Linked DNA regions of Homo sapiens: region 2 is linked to region 1. Evidence: chromatin loops called from intact Hi-C (ENCODE). Cell type or tissue: adrenal gland. All regions are shown on one strand.

Region 1 (8,000 bases):
ACCCAGAGGTAAAGCTTGGCCTTATCCACCTCATCACCTTTTCTCTGATCTATTATCAAGCAGAGAGGAACTACTGAACTTTTCACTTATTAGAAGTGCGCATGTTCCTTAATTCTTATGATTCAATAAACAGCCAAGCTTGGAGAGAGGTACTGGGAAATAACGGAGCTTTGCTCCTGCCAAGTCTGTATTACACATCAGATGGAGTCAGATTCTTAACAGGCGCACTGGAGCCTCTCCCTGGGGTCTCCTTTCCAAGCCCTGCTCCATTTCCCACTTGAATGTCTTTAAAGAGTCACAACTTTATTCATTCATCAAGCAAACAAATATTTACTGCGCACCTACTATATCTTCCAGGCTTTTAAAGAAACGCTAGAGTGTCTTTTGAAGGAACTCTTCTATCTACTATACTCTCCACTTATCTTAAAATAAGTTAAATTTCACATATTTAATCACAAATATTTATTGAACACTACTACTTAGAGAAGAACCTTACTGAGTGCGAAAAAGGTATATATTGTATTGAAGACAAAAGAATCCAGAGCTCTGGGGAATCTGCATTTTTAAAAAATATAATAGAATGTGTTGAATTTAAAATAGGTGTCTCGAAACAATATTTACGTGGAAAAAAAGTCACTAGAGAGACCAAATGGAATGGTAAATTTGACTGCTAATTGTTACAGTTCACAATAACTTAATGATAAAATATAGGCAGATAGCATGAAAAATTACATTATCTCATGGAGCCAATTTATACAGGACCAGGGTAAAAATTATGGATGCTTGAGCACTGAAAAGTCATGATTCCTTCTATCATATGTATTTCCAGATCAAAATAATATTAAGCTTTCATTAAAATAAATACAAATAAGTCCAATACATTTTTTATTTTTCCAATGATAACTTTACTTTTCTCCTGTCCATTTTGGTAGCTACTAGCCACATATGACAATTTGTATTAAATAAAATTAACAATTTTCTTTCTCAGTGTTAAACTAGGCCCATTTCAAGTGCTCAATAGTCACATGTGACCAATAACTACATTATTAAAAAGAACAGATATAGAACTTTTTTGTGTGTGTGACAGGGTCTTGCTAGGCTGGTCTTGAACTCCTGGGCTCAAGCTATCTTCCAACTTGGATCTACCAAAGTGCTAGGATTATAGTTATGAGCCACCACCATGCCTGGCCAAGAACATTTTCATTATCACAAAAAGTTCTATTACACAGTGCTGACTTAAATGCTTTATGAAAATACATAACAAATATTTTCAAAAATGATTTTCTCTTTTTTCTTCTTCTCTACAAATATGCTTGGTGAGAAATCCAGGAAATATAAGAAATGCATGGAATATAAGATGTAGGCTGAGCGTGGACGTTCACGCCTGTAATCCCAGGACTTTGGGAGGCCGAGGTGGGTGGATCATGAGATCACGAGTTTGAGACCAGCCTGGCCAACATGGTGAAACCCTGTCTCTACTAAAAATACAAAAATTAGCCCAGCATGGTTGTGCACGCCTGTCATCCCAGCTACTCAGGAGGCTGAGGCAAAAGAATTGCTTGAACTCAGGAGAAGGAGGTTGCAGTGAGCTGAGATTGTGCCACTGCACTCCAGCCTGGGCGACACAGCAAGACTCCGTCTTAAAAAAAATGATATAACACTAAAACACATTAACAGAACACAGATATGTTTAGATATGTTTTTCTGAAAAGGTAGCAAAAACAGAACTCATTATTATTATCAGTGTCAAATCTGTATTATTATTATTAGGGACAGGGTCTCACTCTGTCACCCAAACTGAAGTGCAGTGAGCCAAGATTGTGCCACTGCAACCTCTGCCTCCCAGGCTCAAGTTATCCTCCCACCTCAGCCTCCTGAGTAGCTGGGACCACAGGTGCATGCCACCATACTCAGCTAATTTTTGTATTTTTAGTAGAGACAGAGTTTCACTATGTTGCCAAACTGGTCTCTAACTCCTGGGCTCGTGCAATCTGCCTGTTTGGCCTCCCAAAGTGCTGGAATTACAGGTGTGAGCCACTGTGCCTGGCTATGATTTGTTTATTTAATCAATGACTGCATCAGTATGTTGTTTGTTAAGACTTCCAGTGAAATAAACTAGAACTAGGCTAATTTTCTGTTATTTATTATGTTGAAAAAACACATTTTGTTTTGTTTTGTTTTTAGTTTCTACTGATAACAGTTAAACAATTTTAAGGAAAAAAATATGCATTGTATTGGCAAGTATCTCATTATTTATTTAAGACCCAGCTCAAATACAGCTTTTCTTTGAAGACTTCTCTGATTATCTAGAAAAGTATGTGTCCTTATAATCTTCCAATACATTCTTCTTTCCGTGTTTTATTGCTGTTATTTGCATTATTATAGTGTCTTCCCCAGCAGACAGTTGGATTGGGAGTTCTGGGAGGATGAGAACCATATTCTCAGGCCTGACACAGTGACTGGGACTCAATACGGTGTTCATCTGGGAACATGGCTGCTGGCCAGTTCTGGGATTTTTAGCTATGGGAAGGACATGTGGCACTTAGGAATTTTGTTTCACATCTGTTGTGAAACTTCCCGCTGTCAAAGTGTTTGAGATTGTTATTGTCATCTTCATTTTAGACACAATACAGACTAGGTGCCGTGGCTCGCGCCTGTAATCTCAGCACTTTGGGAGACCGAAGCGAGTGGCTCACCTGAGGTCAGGAGTTCGAGACCAGCCTGACCAACATAGAGAAACCCCGTCTCTACTAAAAATACAAAATTAGCCGGGCTTGGTGGTGCACGCCTGTAATCCCAGCTACTTGGGAGGCTGAGGCAGGAGAAACGCTTGAACCCGGGAGGTAGAGTTTGCAGTGAGCTGAGATTGTGTCACTGCACTCCAGCCTGGGTGACAGAGTGAGACTCCATCTAAAAAAAAAAAAAAAAAAAAGACACAGTACAGATAAATTAAATGACTTTTCAAAAGGTACGCAATGAATAAAAGTCTGGGCTGTAATGAAATTTTCAGTCCTTAGTGTTCTAAAGTGATGTTATGCCCTTCCTTGAGGTTGCCTCCCTTAAGGTGTCTATTAAGAAATCAAATTCATAGGCCGGCACAGTGGCTCACGCCTGCAATCTCAGCACTTTGGAAGGCCGAGGCGGGCAGATCATAAGGTCAGGAGTTCAAGACCAGTGTGGCCAACATAGTGAAATCCCGTCTCTACCAAAAATACAAAAATTTGCCGGGCATGGTGGTGCGCCCCTGTAGTCCCAGCTACTCAGGAGGCTGAGGCAGGAGAATCACTTGAACCTGGGAGGCGGAGGTTGCGGTGAGCCGAGATCGCCCCACTGCACTCCAGCCTGGGCTACAGAGCGAGACTCCGTCTCAAAAAAAAAAAAAAAAGGAAAAGGAAAAAGAAATCAAATTCATACTTTTTCCTGGTATAAGGCAGATATTTTAAGGTAGAAGGAAAAGTGACAAATCTTACATAAAACTCTAGAAGAAAGGCTACTGTTGTTTGAACCTCGTGTCAAGGCTTACTTTAAGAAAGAGCCATTTCATTCGCTTTTTTTGGTTTCTATTTCTACCAACTTGGAGGCAGAGCGCTTCGTCACTACTGCTGTTTTACCAATATATTCCAGCAGAGGGCGCTCCAAGCATTTTACAACGTTTCCAATGGCGCCTTCGATTCCCCCTTCCCCCGCACCCTCCTCCCCACCGACCCGCCCCGCGGCCCGCAACCTCTCCGCTCTCATCCCAAAGACTTGTGTTTTGGCCTAATCCTTCTGGTGCCAAGTCATTGAAAGGTCCTGTTTACCCCTCGGGTTGTATTAGGAGCTGATAGGGTTTGAGAGATATTCTGCATTTTATCACACCTCTCCATATTCAATTCAGCAGGTCATATTTAAATATGAAATATAGAGGATAATTTTCAATGCTTGATTAGCTATAGAGATCATGCTAGGTGACGATTAAATGATAACAATTATGCTTTTTCTCCACCCTGCCCCCCAAAGTGTAGTTTATTCAATTCATCTCAAATGATGACAAAGGGATATTTTTATACTTTCTTCATTTGGCACCTCAAATACAGCCATGTGTTACTTAACAAGATTCTGAGAAATGCATCACTTTGTCTTGTGAACATCAGGGAATGTGCTTATACAAGCCTAGATGGTATAGCCTACTACACACCTAGGCTATATGGTCTAGCCTACTGCTCCTAGGCTACAAACCCACATGGCATGTTACTGGACTGAATACTGTAGGCAACTAGAATACGGTGGTATTTGTGTACCTAAACGTAGGAAAGGTACACTAAAAATACGGTATAAAAGATAAAAAATGATACTTGTATAGGGCACTTACCCTCAATGGAGCATGCAGGACTGGAAGTTGCTCTGGGTGAGTCAGGGAGTGAGTGGTGAGTGAATGTGAAGGCCTAGGACATTACTGTACACTATGTAGACTTTACAAACACTGTACAGTCAGGCTACACTATAAATAAAATATATTTATTTATTCAAATATTTATTCTTTCTCTGGTAATAAACCAACCCTAGCTTACTGTAATTATTTTACTTTATAAACTTTATAAACTTTAGAACACACTGTACAGCCATTCAAAAATATTTTCTTTCTTTGTATCTGTATTCTTTAAGCTTTTTTATTCTTTTCTTTTCTTTTTAAACTGTTGGTTAAAAACGAAGACACAAGCACACATTAGCCTAGGACTACACAGTGTCAGGATCGTCAATATCACTGTCTTCATCTCCACATCTTGCCCCACTGGGAAAGTCTTCCGGGGCAATAACCCACATGGAGTTGTCATCTCTATGATAACAATACCTTCTTCTGGAATACCTCCTGGAGGACCTGCCCCAGGCTGTTTTATGGTTAACTTTTTTTGAAATAAGTAGGAGTATACTCTAAAATAGCAATAAAAAGTATAGTAAATAAACCAGTAACATAGTCATTTCTTATCAAGTATTATAGAATATACATAATTGTATCTGCTATACTTTTATACCACTGGCAACACAGTAGGTTTGTTTACACCAACATCACAATATGCACATGAGCTTGAGTAATGCGTTGTGCAGGACATTATCATGGCTATGACGTCACTAAGGGATAGGAATTTTTCAGCTCCACTATAATCTTTTTTTTTTTTTTTGAGACAGAGACTCACTCTGTTGCCAGGCTGAGTGCAGTGGTACGACCTCCGCTCAGTGCAACCTCTGCCTCCCAGGTTCAAGCAATTCTCCTGCCTCAGCCTCCTGAGTAGCTGGGACTACAGGTGTGCACCACCACGCCCAGCTAATTTTTGTATTTTTTAGTAGAGATGCAGTTTTACCATGTTGGTCAGGATGGTCTCAATCTCTTGACCTTGTGATCCGCCCACCTTGGCCTCCCAAAGTGCTTGGGTTACAGGCGTGAGCCACCACACCCAGCCAGCTGCACTATAATCTTATGACACCACCCATACATGCAGTCCTTTGTTGACCAAAACATCCTTATGTGATTTATGATTGTACTTTAAAGTATCTCTACATCTACAGTATGGACCCAGAACTCATTCTACTCTAAATGTAGTTCTTCATCCAATAAGTGAACACTGATTGTGACAAATAGTTGGCTCACTTGCATTTTTGGTAGTTTATGTAATGTCTAAACAATGACAAAGAATGCATTGTCGAGTGCTTCTAAAAGATACATTTAGCCTGAAATTAGTATTTTTTAAAATATTGTTTAAAATAGAAAATCAAAGAATGAAAAAAGAAAATGGAAAAATATTTATCAAGTATCTTCAATCAAGATTTTGTAGGCATAAGTGGTAACGTGATAAAAATTGATTTTATAAAAAACCTAGGCAGACCAAAGATTTAAATATACAATGTAAAATTCAAAATTTTAGAAGAAAATATCGTTATGTCCCAGAAATAGGAAATATTTCTCAAAGAAGATATAAAAGAAACTCAACCCACTAGGTAAATAGGTGAAGTCTGATCAGTTTGTTTACATTCTTTTATTTTTATTTTTTGAGAGAGTCTCACTCTGTTGCCCAGGTTGGAGTACAGTGCACAGTCTCAGCGCACTGCAACCTCTGCCTCCCGGATTCAAGCCATTCTCGTGTCTCAGCCTCCCGAGTAGCTGGAATAAAGGTGCGTGCCACAACGCCCAGCTAATTTTTGTTGGGGTTTCACCATGTTGGTTAGGCTGGTCTCAAACTCCTGACCTCAAGTGATCCACCCGCCTCGGCCTCCCAAAGTGCTGGGATTATAGGCATGAGCCACGCACCCGGTCAGTTTGATTACATTCTAATCAAAAGCTACCTCCCATTGGAGTTTGAGATCAGCCTGGGCAACATGGTAAAACCCTGTCTCTACTAAAAATACAAAAAAATTAGCCAGGCATGGTGGCCTGTGCCTGTAATCCCAGCTACTCGGGAGGCTGAGGCAAGGAGAATTGCTTGAACCCTGGAGGCGAAGGTTGCAGTGAGCCAAGATCATGTCACTACACCCCAGCCTTGGCGACAAAGCAAGACTCCATCTCAAAAAAGAAAAATAAAAAGATACCATTGGAAAGCAAGATTATCAAAAGATATCACTAAAAAGTAAGACAAGTCACAAACTGGAAGAAGATATTTAATACTCACATAATGTACAGAAGATTACTACTCAGAATATTTAAAAATTACACCTAAAAAAAACTAATTGGAAAAAAAAACCTAATAGAAAAATGGACCAACAAATTGAACATGGATTTTACAAAAAGGAGATCTGAATTGGTAATAAATATATTAAACATATTAAAACCTCATTCATAACTAGATAAGTGCAAATTATGATCACAAGATTAGGGAAAAATTAAAACCACAAGATACTATTTTATGTCTACCACTGGTATAAATTAAGAAGTCTGGTAAAACCAAGTCTTGGCCAGAATGTACGATCACTGGAGTCCTCAGAAAACTACCTTAAAAGTGTGCATTGATATGACAATCTTGGAAGACAATTTGGCATTTTTTAGTTACATCGAAGTCATGCATATTGTAAAACCAGCAATTCCACTTCTGGAGAAACTCTTGTATTTGCTATGTACCCTTATACATATACACGAGTGTCCATAGCAGCATTGTCTGTAATTGAAAAAACTTGGAAGTAATCCAAGTATCCATCAACAAGATGAGTAAATTATGGTATATTCATATGATGAAATAGTATGTAGCAGTGAAAGATGAAGAAACCACAGCCATGTGTATCAACAGGGATGAATCTCACAAATACAATAAGAATAAGAAAAGCAGATTGGAGAAAGATACATACAGTATGATTCTGTCCATTTAAATTTCAAACACATGCAAACTAAATGCAAATAGGGTACAACTACAAAGAAATACATGAGAAAAATAAATATCACATTCAGATAGTGTTTACTATGGGAGAAAGAGAGATGTGTTTGGAAAGGAGCACACAGAGGTAAGTGCACAGTTCTATTTAATTATCCTTTTTATACACTCATAAAGAATAATTAACCTCATATACCAGTAAGTATAGGAAATGTATAATTATTTTTGAATATTAGAAATTATTAGCTTTGAAAGGGAGATGTCATCAATAGAATGTGGTATGTTTATGTTAGATTCATGGTTATAGAAATAAAGCATTAGGAGAAAATCTGTGAGATAGTGTGAACAATAAAAGTGGACAATCAACCGGGCATGGTGGCTCACGCCTATAATCTCAGCACTTTGGGAGGCCGAGGCAGGCAGATCACTTGTGGTCAGGAGTTCGAGACCAGCCTGGCCAACATGGCGAAACCTCGTCTCTACCAAAAACTAAAAAAATTGGCTGGGCATGGTGGTTCACGCCTGTAGTCCCAGCTGCTCGGGAAGCTGAGGCAGGAGAATCGCTTGAACCTGGGAGGCAGAGGTTGCAGTGAGCTGAGATTGCGTCACTGCACTCCAGCCTGGGTGACAGAGCGAGACTCCATCTCAAAAAAAAAAAAGAAGTAT
Region 2 (8,000 bases), 330 kb after region 1:
CTGTCCTTAAACAGTGCCCTGTCTCTTTTTCATTCCTCCCTTGAGTCTTTGTGTTGTGTTTCCTCATGAAAATACCCCCAAAGTAGCTTAATGAGATTTAGCAGAAACAGATCTTCCAGGTCATGGCCCATTCAAGACAACATTTTTTTCAACTTCTATTTTAAGTTCAGGGGTTCATGTGTAGGATGTGAAGGTTTGTTACATGTGTCATGGGGGTTTGGTACACAGATTATTTCATCACCCTGCTATTAAGCCTAGTATCCATTATATCTAGTTATAATATTTTTCCTGATCCCCTCCCTCCTCTCCAAGAGAACATTTTATTATTCCCTAGGCAGGTGGTTCTTAACATTTGCCAGTAAACTTTTAACTGGGAAGCCTCTTTAAAATGCAGAATCCTGGGCTCCACTCCCTATCGCCCTTTTCCCTACTAAAATTCAGGATGTCTAGGAAATTTGTATTTTTCACAAGACTCTAAGTGATCATCTCACACCAGTGGTCTCTGGGCCACTCTTGGAGAAATGTCTAAAAACATCTGACAGAGAATCACCTTAAACACTTACTTGTAAAAAGCTGATTCTTTTTTTAAATTTTTATTTTAATATTTATTTATTTATTTTTGAGATGGAGTCTTGCTCTGTCACCAAGGCAGGAGTGCAGTGGTGCAATCTTGGCTCACTGCAACCTCCGCCCCCTGGGTTCAAGCAATTCTCCTGCCTCAGCCTCCCTAGTAGTTGGGATTACAGGTGTGCACTACCATGCCTGGCTAATTTTTGTATTTTTAGTAGAGATGGGGTTTTGCCATGTTGGCCAGGCTGGCCTCAAATTCCTGACCTCAAGTGATCTGCCTGCCTTGGCCTCCCAAAGTGCTGGGATTACAGGTGTGAGGCACCGTGCCCAGCCAATTCTTTTTTTTTTTTTTTTTTTTTTTTGAGACCGTCTTGCTGTGTTGCCCAGGCTGGAGTGTAGCGATGCGATCTCAACTCCCTGCAACCTTCACCTCCTCCCCAGTTCAAGCAATTCTCATGCCTCAGCCTCCCAAGAAGCTGGGATTACAGACATGCACCACCACACCCAGCTAATTTTTGTGTTTTTGGTAGAGATTAGGTTTTGCCATGTTGCCCAGGCTGGTCTCGAACTCCGGGCCTCAAGCAATCTGCCTGCCTTGGCCTCCCAAAATGCTGAGATTACAGGCCTAAGCCACCATGCCTGGCCTAAAAAGCTGATTCTTGATCCCTGGCCCATACTATCTGAATCCGAATATTTGAGGTCAGAGCCTGGTAATATGCATTTTAACGTCATTCCCCACTTAATTCTTATGGATTCCAGAGAGCTTCCTCTGAGAAGTATTGTTCAATCTACTCTACATTAAAGGCCATAAAAGCTCTCTGTAGAGAGAAATAGAAACATGCAGGGCCCTCCTCTTTAATAAACATTGATTTTAAAATCCTTCCTAATCATTAGAATTTGTTCCCAGTTTATTGCGGATCTGAGCATATCCCGGGAAATGGCTGAGTTCTGAAGGTCAGTGGCCCTTATGCCCTCTGAGGTAGTCAGGATTACTGATGGGCCCATCCCACCTAGCCCCGGTTTGCTGACTAATCATCTTCAGGTTCATCAAACAGGAATCAGAACCTCAGGGCCAGGAGCGGTGGCTCACGTGGGTAATCCCAGCACTTTGGGAAGCCAAGGTAGGTGGATAACTTGAGGTCAGGAGTTCAAGACTAGTCTGGCCAATATGGTGAAACCCTGTCTCTACTAAAAATACAAATAGAAAAGTCAGCTGGGCGTGATGGTGGGTGCCTGTAATCCCAGGTACTCGGGAGGCTGAGGCAGAATTGCTTGAACCTTGGAGACAGAGGTTGCAGTGAGCCAAGATTGTGCCATTGCACTCCAGCCTGGGCAACAGAGCGAGACTATGTCTCAAAAAAAAAGAAAAAAAAAAAAAAAGGACCTCAGAAGCCTAAGTGGTGTTCAGAACCATCTTCCTGGATAATGGGGACTGTGGTTTTTCTGGGGCCAACCTCAGATCACCACTTGTCTTCCCAACTCTACCCCAAAACTCTGTCTAACATTTCATACCAGATGCAAGGTTTCTTTTCTTCCTTGAGACAGGATCTTGCTCTGTCACCCAAGCTAGAGTGCAATGGTGCCATCATAGCTCTCTGCAGCCTTAATCTCTGGGGCTCAAGCAATCCTCCCACCTCAGCCTCCCAAGTACCTGGGACTACAGGCACGCAACTGCCACATCTGGCTATTTTATTTATTTATTTATTTATTTCGAGATGGAGTCTCTGTTGCCCAGGCTGGAGTGCAGTGGTGTGATCTCGGCTCACTGCAACTTCCACTTCCCGGGTTCAAGTGATTCTCCTGCCTCAGCTTCCTGAGTAGCAAGGACGACAGGCATGTGCCACCATGCCTAGCTACCTTTTTTTTTTTTTTGTATTTTTAGTAGAGACAGAATTTCACCATGTTGACCAGGCTGGTCTCAAACTCCTGACCTCAAATGATCCGCCTGCCTCGGCTTCCCAAAGTGCTGGGATTGCAGGCATGAGCCACTGTGCCCAGCCTAATTTTAAAATATTTTAGTAGAGACGGGGTCTCATTATGTTGCCTAGACTGGTCTCGAACTCCTGGGCTCAAGCCATCCGCCCACCTCAGCCTCTCAAAATGTTGGGATTACAGGCGTGAGTTACCGCAACCGCCCCTCATTTAGTCTTAATTACCTCCTTAAAGGCCTTATCTTCAAATATAATTACATTAGGGGTTAGGGCTTCAACGAATGAATTTTGAGGGGGCACAATTCAGTCCTTAACAGCAGCTACGTGTGGCATGTTGCTGCTTTGTAGCTTCTCTTTTGGAGAATTATGAACTCCAAGTGTACTTTTCGAATCTGTAATCATTGAACTTACAATTATTATTATTATTATTTAGAGATGCGGCCTTTTTATGCGGCCCAGGCTGACCTTGAACTCCGGGGCTCAATCAATTCTCCTGCCTCAGCCTTTTGAGTAGGCGGGACTACAGGTGTACACCACTGCTGCCAGCTTACAACTTTTTTTTTTTTTTTTTTTTTTTTTGAGACAGAGTCTTGCTCTGTCGCCAGGCTGGAGTGCAGTGGCGCGATCTTGGCTCACTGCAACCTCCCCCTCCGAGGTTCAAGCGATTACCCTGCCTCAGCCTCCTGAGTTGCTGGTGAGAGGTGACAACGTGTTACCAGCCCTCGCTCACTCTCCGCGCCTCCTCGGCCTTGGCGTCCGCTCTGGTCGCACTCGAGGAGCCCTTCAGCCCGCCGCTGCGCTATGAGGGCCCCTCTCTGGGGCTGGCCGAGGCCGGAGCCGGCTCCCTGTGCTCGCGGGGAAGTGTGAAGAGAAACGCGCGGGCGGAGCCAGGGCTGCGCAAGGCGCTCGCTAGCCGGCGCGGGTTCCGGGTGGGCGCAGGCTCGGCTGGCCCCGCACTGGGCGCGGCGGCCGGTTCCTGCTGGGCTTGATCTCGGGATGAGCTCCTTCTGGGCTACCGGAGTGCCCAGGCTGGGTGACGCAAAGTCCCGGCGAGTGCCAGCGTGCCAGTGAGAGGTGAAGCTGGCTGGGCTTCTGGGATGGGTGGGGACTTGGAGAACTTTTCAGCCTAGCTAAAGGATTGTAAATGCACCAGTCAGCACTCTGTGTCTAGCTAGAGGTTTGTGAACGCACCAATCAGCGCTCTGTGTCTAGCTAAAGGTTTGTAAACGCACCAATCAGCGCTCTGTGTCTAGCTAGTCAGTGGGGACTTGGAGAAATTTTGTGTCTAGCTAAGTAATTGTAAATGCACCAATCACCACTCTGTCTAGCTCAAGGTTTATAAACGCACCAATCAGCACCCTGTCAAAACGGACCCATCAGCTCTCTGTAAAATGGGCCAATCAGCTCTCTGTAAAATGGACCAATCAGCAGGATGTGGGTAGGGTCAGATAAGGGAATAAAGGCAGGCCACCAGAGCAAGCAGCGGCAACTTGCTTGGGTTGTCTTCGATGGTATGGGAGCTTTGTTCTTTTGATCTTTGGAATAAATGTTGTTGCTGCTTTCTCTTTGGGCCTGCGCCACCTTTAGGAGCTGTAACACTCACCATGAAGGTCTGCAGCTTCACTCCTGAAGCCAGCGAGACCACGAACCTACTGGAAGGAATGAACAATTCCAGATGCGCTGCTTTTAAGAGCTGTGACATTCACCATAAGGGTCTGTGGCTTCATTCAGCGAGACCAAGAACCGACTGATTACGGGGACACTGGGTCTACAGGTGTGCACCACCACACCCAGCTAATTTTTATATTTTTTAGTAGATAGGGGGTTTCATCATGTTGTCCAGGATGGTCTCGATCTCTTGACCTCGTGATCCACCGGCCTCGGCCTCCCAAAGTGCTAGGATTACAGGCGTGAGCCAAGCCACCGGGCCTGGCCACTTACAACATTTTTATAAACAATATTTTAAAGCAATAAATCTCCCTTTCCTCATGGAAGAAATGTGAAAATTCTTGAGGCTTCCTTTTCTTGTGAAAATAGCACACAAGGAAAGATGCATAAACATAAATGTACAGTTTAACAAATAATGAGAAGGCAATTATCTCTAAAGCTGCTAACCAGGTTAAGAAATAGAACACTGCCTGCAAGTCAGAAGCCACCATGTACCTTCCAAATCACAGCCCCCTCTCTCCCTTCAAAGGTAACCACTGTCTTGTCTTTCATGATATTCACTGTTCTTTATTTTTTTTTATTACACTGTTTGGCATACAGGGTCCTCAGTGAAAGAAATAAAGATTCCATATGATTACGGAGCTCAAATTCTAACAATAGATGATGATCAAAACAATAAACATAATAAACTATAGGATGTTAGAAGGTGATAAGTGCTGAAATAGATTAGAGCAGGGTAAGGGGGTTGTCAGCACAGGTGTCAGAAGCAGCAGTTTTGAAAAGGGTACTTGGCAAAGCCTTGACGGAGGTGGGCAAGTTATCTGGATGTTTGGAAGATGGATGTTGCAGGTAGTAGGAACAGCTAAGGTAAAGGCAGGTGGTGGTGTATTAGTTTCCCAAGGTACCACGCTGGGGGATTCACAATGGAAATTTGTTCTCTCCCAGTCCTGGAGGCTATAAGTCTGAAATCAAGGTGTCAGCAGTATTGGTGCTTTTTTGGAGGCTCTGAAGAGAGTCTGTTCATTCCCTTTTTTTTCTTTCTTTCTTTCTTTTTTTTTTTTTTTTTTTTTTTTGAGAGTCTCATTCTGTTGCCCAGGTTGGAGTTGCAGTGGCACGATCATAGCTCACTGCAGCCTTGATCTTCTGGGCTCAAGAGATCCCCCTGCCTCAGCCTTCTGAGTAGCTGGGAACAGGTGCATACCACCATGCCCAGCTAATTTTTAATTTTTTTGTAAAAGAGATGGGGTTTCACTACGTTGCCCAGGCTGGTCTTGAATTCCTGAGCTCAAACAATCCTTTCGCTTTGGCCTCCCAAAGTGCTGAGATTACAGGCATGAGCCACCACACCTGGAGTAATTCCTTATTTCTTTTACCTTCTGATCCTTGTGAGCAACCCCTAGCATTCCTTGGCTTGTGGACACATTGCTCCAGGCTCGCCTCTATGGTCACATGGTGTTCTTTCTGTGTATCTATATGTGTCATAAGTACACTAGAGATTAGATTTAGGGCCTATTCTAAACCTGATTAGATGAGGTCACCTGCAAAGTTGGCCTGATTAGATGGTCATTTGCAAAGACCCTATTTTTAAACAAGGTCACATTCACATGTATAGCATGTATAGGGAGTTAGGACTTCAACATATCTTTTTAGGGGACACAATTCAACCCATAGCAGGTGGGAGTATGCTGGGCAGGCTTAAGAAAGAGCACGAAGGTCATGGAGGGAAAAGCAGAGCAAGCAAATGAAGATTGGTATGAGTGGAGGTTATAAAAGCTGTGTGTGGCCGGGCGCGGTTGCTCACGCCTGTAATCCCAGCACTTTGGGAGGCCGAGGCGGGCAGATCACGAGGTCAGGAAATCGAGACCATCCTGGCTAACATGGTGAAACCCCATCTCTACTAAAAATACAAAAAAAAAATTAGCCGGGTGCGGTGGCGGGTGCCTGTAGTCCCAGCTACTTGGGAGGCTGAGGCAGGAAAACAGTGTGAACCTGAGAGGTGGAGCTTGCAGTGAGCCGAGATCGCGCCACTGGACTCCAGCCTGGGCGACAGATAGAGACTCCGTCTCAAAAAATAAAAAATAAATAAATAAAAATAAATAAAAGCTGTGTGTGTGAGTGTGAGTGAGAGAGACAGAGAGAAGAGATCAGATATGATCTGTGGGTCACTGTGAGGACTTCGGTTGTTTTCTCTGAATGAAAAGAGAACCATTGGCCGGGCTCAGTGGCTTATGCCTGTATTCCCAGCACTTTGGGAGGCCGAGGCAGGTGGCTCACTTGAAGTCAGTTCGAGACCAGCCTGGCCAACATGGTGAAACCCCATCTGTACTAAAAATACAAAAATTAGCCGGGTGTGGTGGCATGTGCCTGTAACCCCAGCTACTTGGGAGGCTGAAGCGCGAGAATCACTTGAACCCAGGAGACAGAGGTTGTGGTGAGCCGAGATTGCACTGCTGCACTCCAGCCTGGGTGACAGGGCAAGATTCCATGTCAAAAAAAAAAAAAAAAAGGAACCACTGCAGGATTTGAGCAGACAGACATGATCTGGCTTACAATTTGAACAGCTCACTCTGCTGTGTTGAGGAAAATTGTAATGTCCAAGATTTACCTGTCTGTTGCTAGGATATCTAGCATCAGATACATAGCTTGTCAGAGGTGGTGCAGGGATCCAAACCCAGGCAGTTTGGTAGCAGGGCCCATGCATCTGACTCCCTCACTGTGCTGTTAGCTATGGCATGCCTTTATCCTGGTGTTGAAGTCCAGCCTGATTTCAGGCATCATGGGCGGGCAGCTTCTCTACTCTCCCTGCTTCTTCGACTCACCAGCTTTAGATTCCAAAACCATGGAGGGAGCCAAGGTCAGGGCAAGAGTGTGTGTCTTAACCAACCTGGCCAGAGAAAGAGGGGTCTGGCCTTTTTGTAATGCACATGGTCTTTGCTCTTGCATTTCTGTGTCCTAATCTTGTTTTATAAGAACACCAGTCATATTGGATTAGGACCCACCCCTGTGACCTTATTTTACCCTAATTACCTCTTTGAAAGGCCCTATCTTCAAATAAAGTCACAGTCTGAGATACTGGGGTTTAGGATCTCAACACATTAATTTTGGGGACCAGGGATACAAATCTCCCAGTAACAGGAACCATCTTAGAATTCTGCCTACTGCCAGGTGCGGTGGCTCACTCCTGTAATCCCAGCAATTTGGGAGGCTGAGGTGGGTGGATCATTTGAGGTCAGGAGTTCAAGACCAGCCTGGCCAACATGGTGAAACCCTGTCTCTACTAAAAATACAAAAATTAGCCAGGTGTGGCAGGCGCCTGTAGTCCCAGCTACACGGGAGGCTGAGGGAGGAGAGTTGCTTGAACCCAGGAGGCGGAGGTTGCAGTGAGCTGAAATTGTGCCACTGCACTCCAGCCTGGGCGGCAGAGTGAGACTCAGTCTCAGAAAAAAAAAAAAAGCTGCCTATCACACCTACATTTTGGCTAGAGTTGTAAGACCAGTACTAGTTTTTAATGAAACTTACTACAAAGTCATTAATTGTCACACTCTGCTTGTGGGGTTTCAAGTCTTCTTTTAAAGACTCACACTTTGCAAAATGTAAAGCATTTTCTGGAATTTGAAGTATTATTCTGAACATGTCCAGTTTCATGAAATTTTATTTATTTGAGACAGGGGCTCGCTCTATTTCCCATGCTGGACTGCAGAGGCACTATCTTGGCTCACAGCAACTTCTGTCTCTCAGGCTCAAGTGATCTTCCCACCTCAGCCTCCTGAGTAGCTGGGACTACAGGCAGGCACCACCATGTTTGGCTAATATGTATATATTTTTAGATTT

The links. Hi-C counts contacts between places; a loop is a spot of excess contacts. Peaks named below come from ENCODE experiments on the same cell type or tissue, not always from the same donor. Only the 100,000 strongest peaks of a DNase experiment are listed, where the experiment ranks them.
Region 2: it touches region 1 in a loop (4-fold over the local background); 16 of 110 quality-filtered maps call a loop at or near these places.

Annotation. Positions count from the first base shown.
Region 1 is chr4:87,231,596-87,239,595 of GRCh38, reverse strand. It overlaps a transcript of KLHL8 not described here. Among named protein-coding and RNA genes, the nearest start is that of KLHL8, 15 kb to the right of the region's middle. RefSeq lists a silencer at 3,584-3,683 and enhancers at 3,505-3,799, 3,774-3,883. In adrenal gland, CTCF peaks have their summits at 3,396 and 3,603 (motif pointing right); a DNase peak (open chromatin) is centred at 3,705; H3K4me3 peaks cover 995 bases; H3K27ac peaks cover 558 bases.
Region 2 is chr4:86,899,661-86,907,660 of GRCh38, reverse strand. It overlaps a transcript of C4orf36 not described here. Among named protein-coding and RNA genes, the nearest start is that of C4orf36, 11 kb to the right of the region's middle. In adrenal gland, no CTCF peak of the experiment used is centred here; a DNase peak (open chromatin) is centred at 3,400; H3K4me3 peaks cover 1,057 bases; H3K27ac peaks cover 393 bases.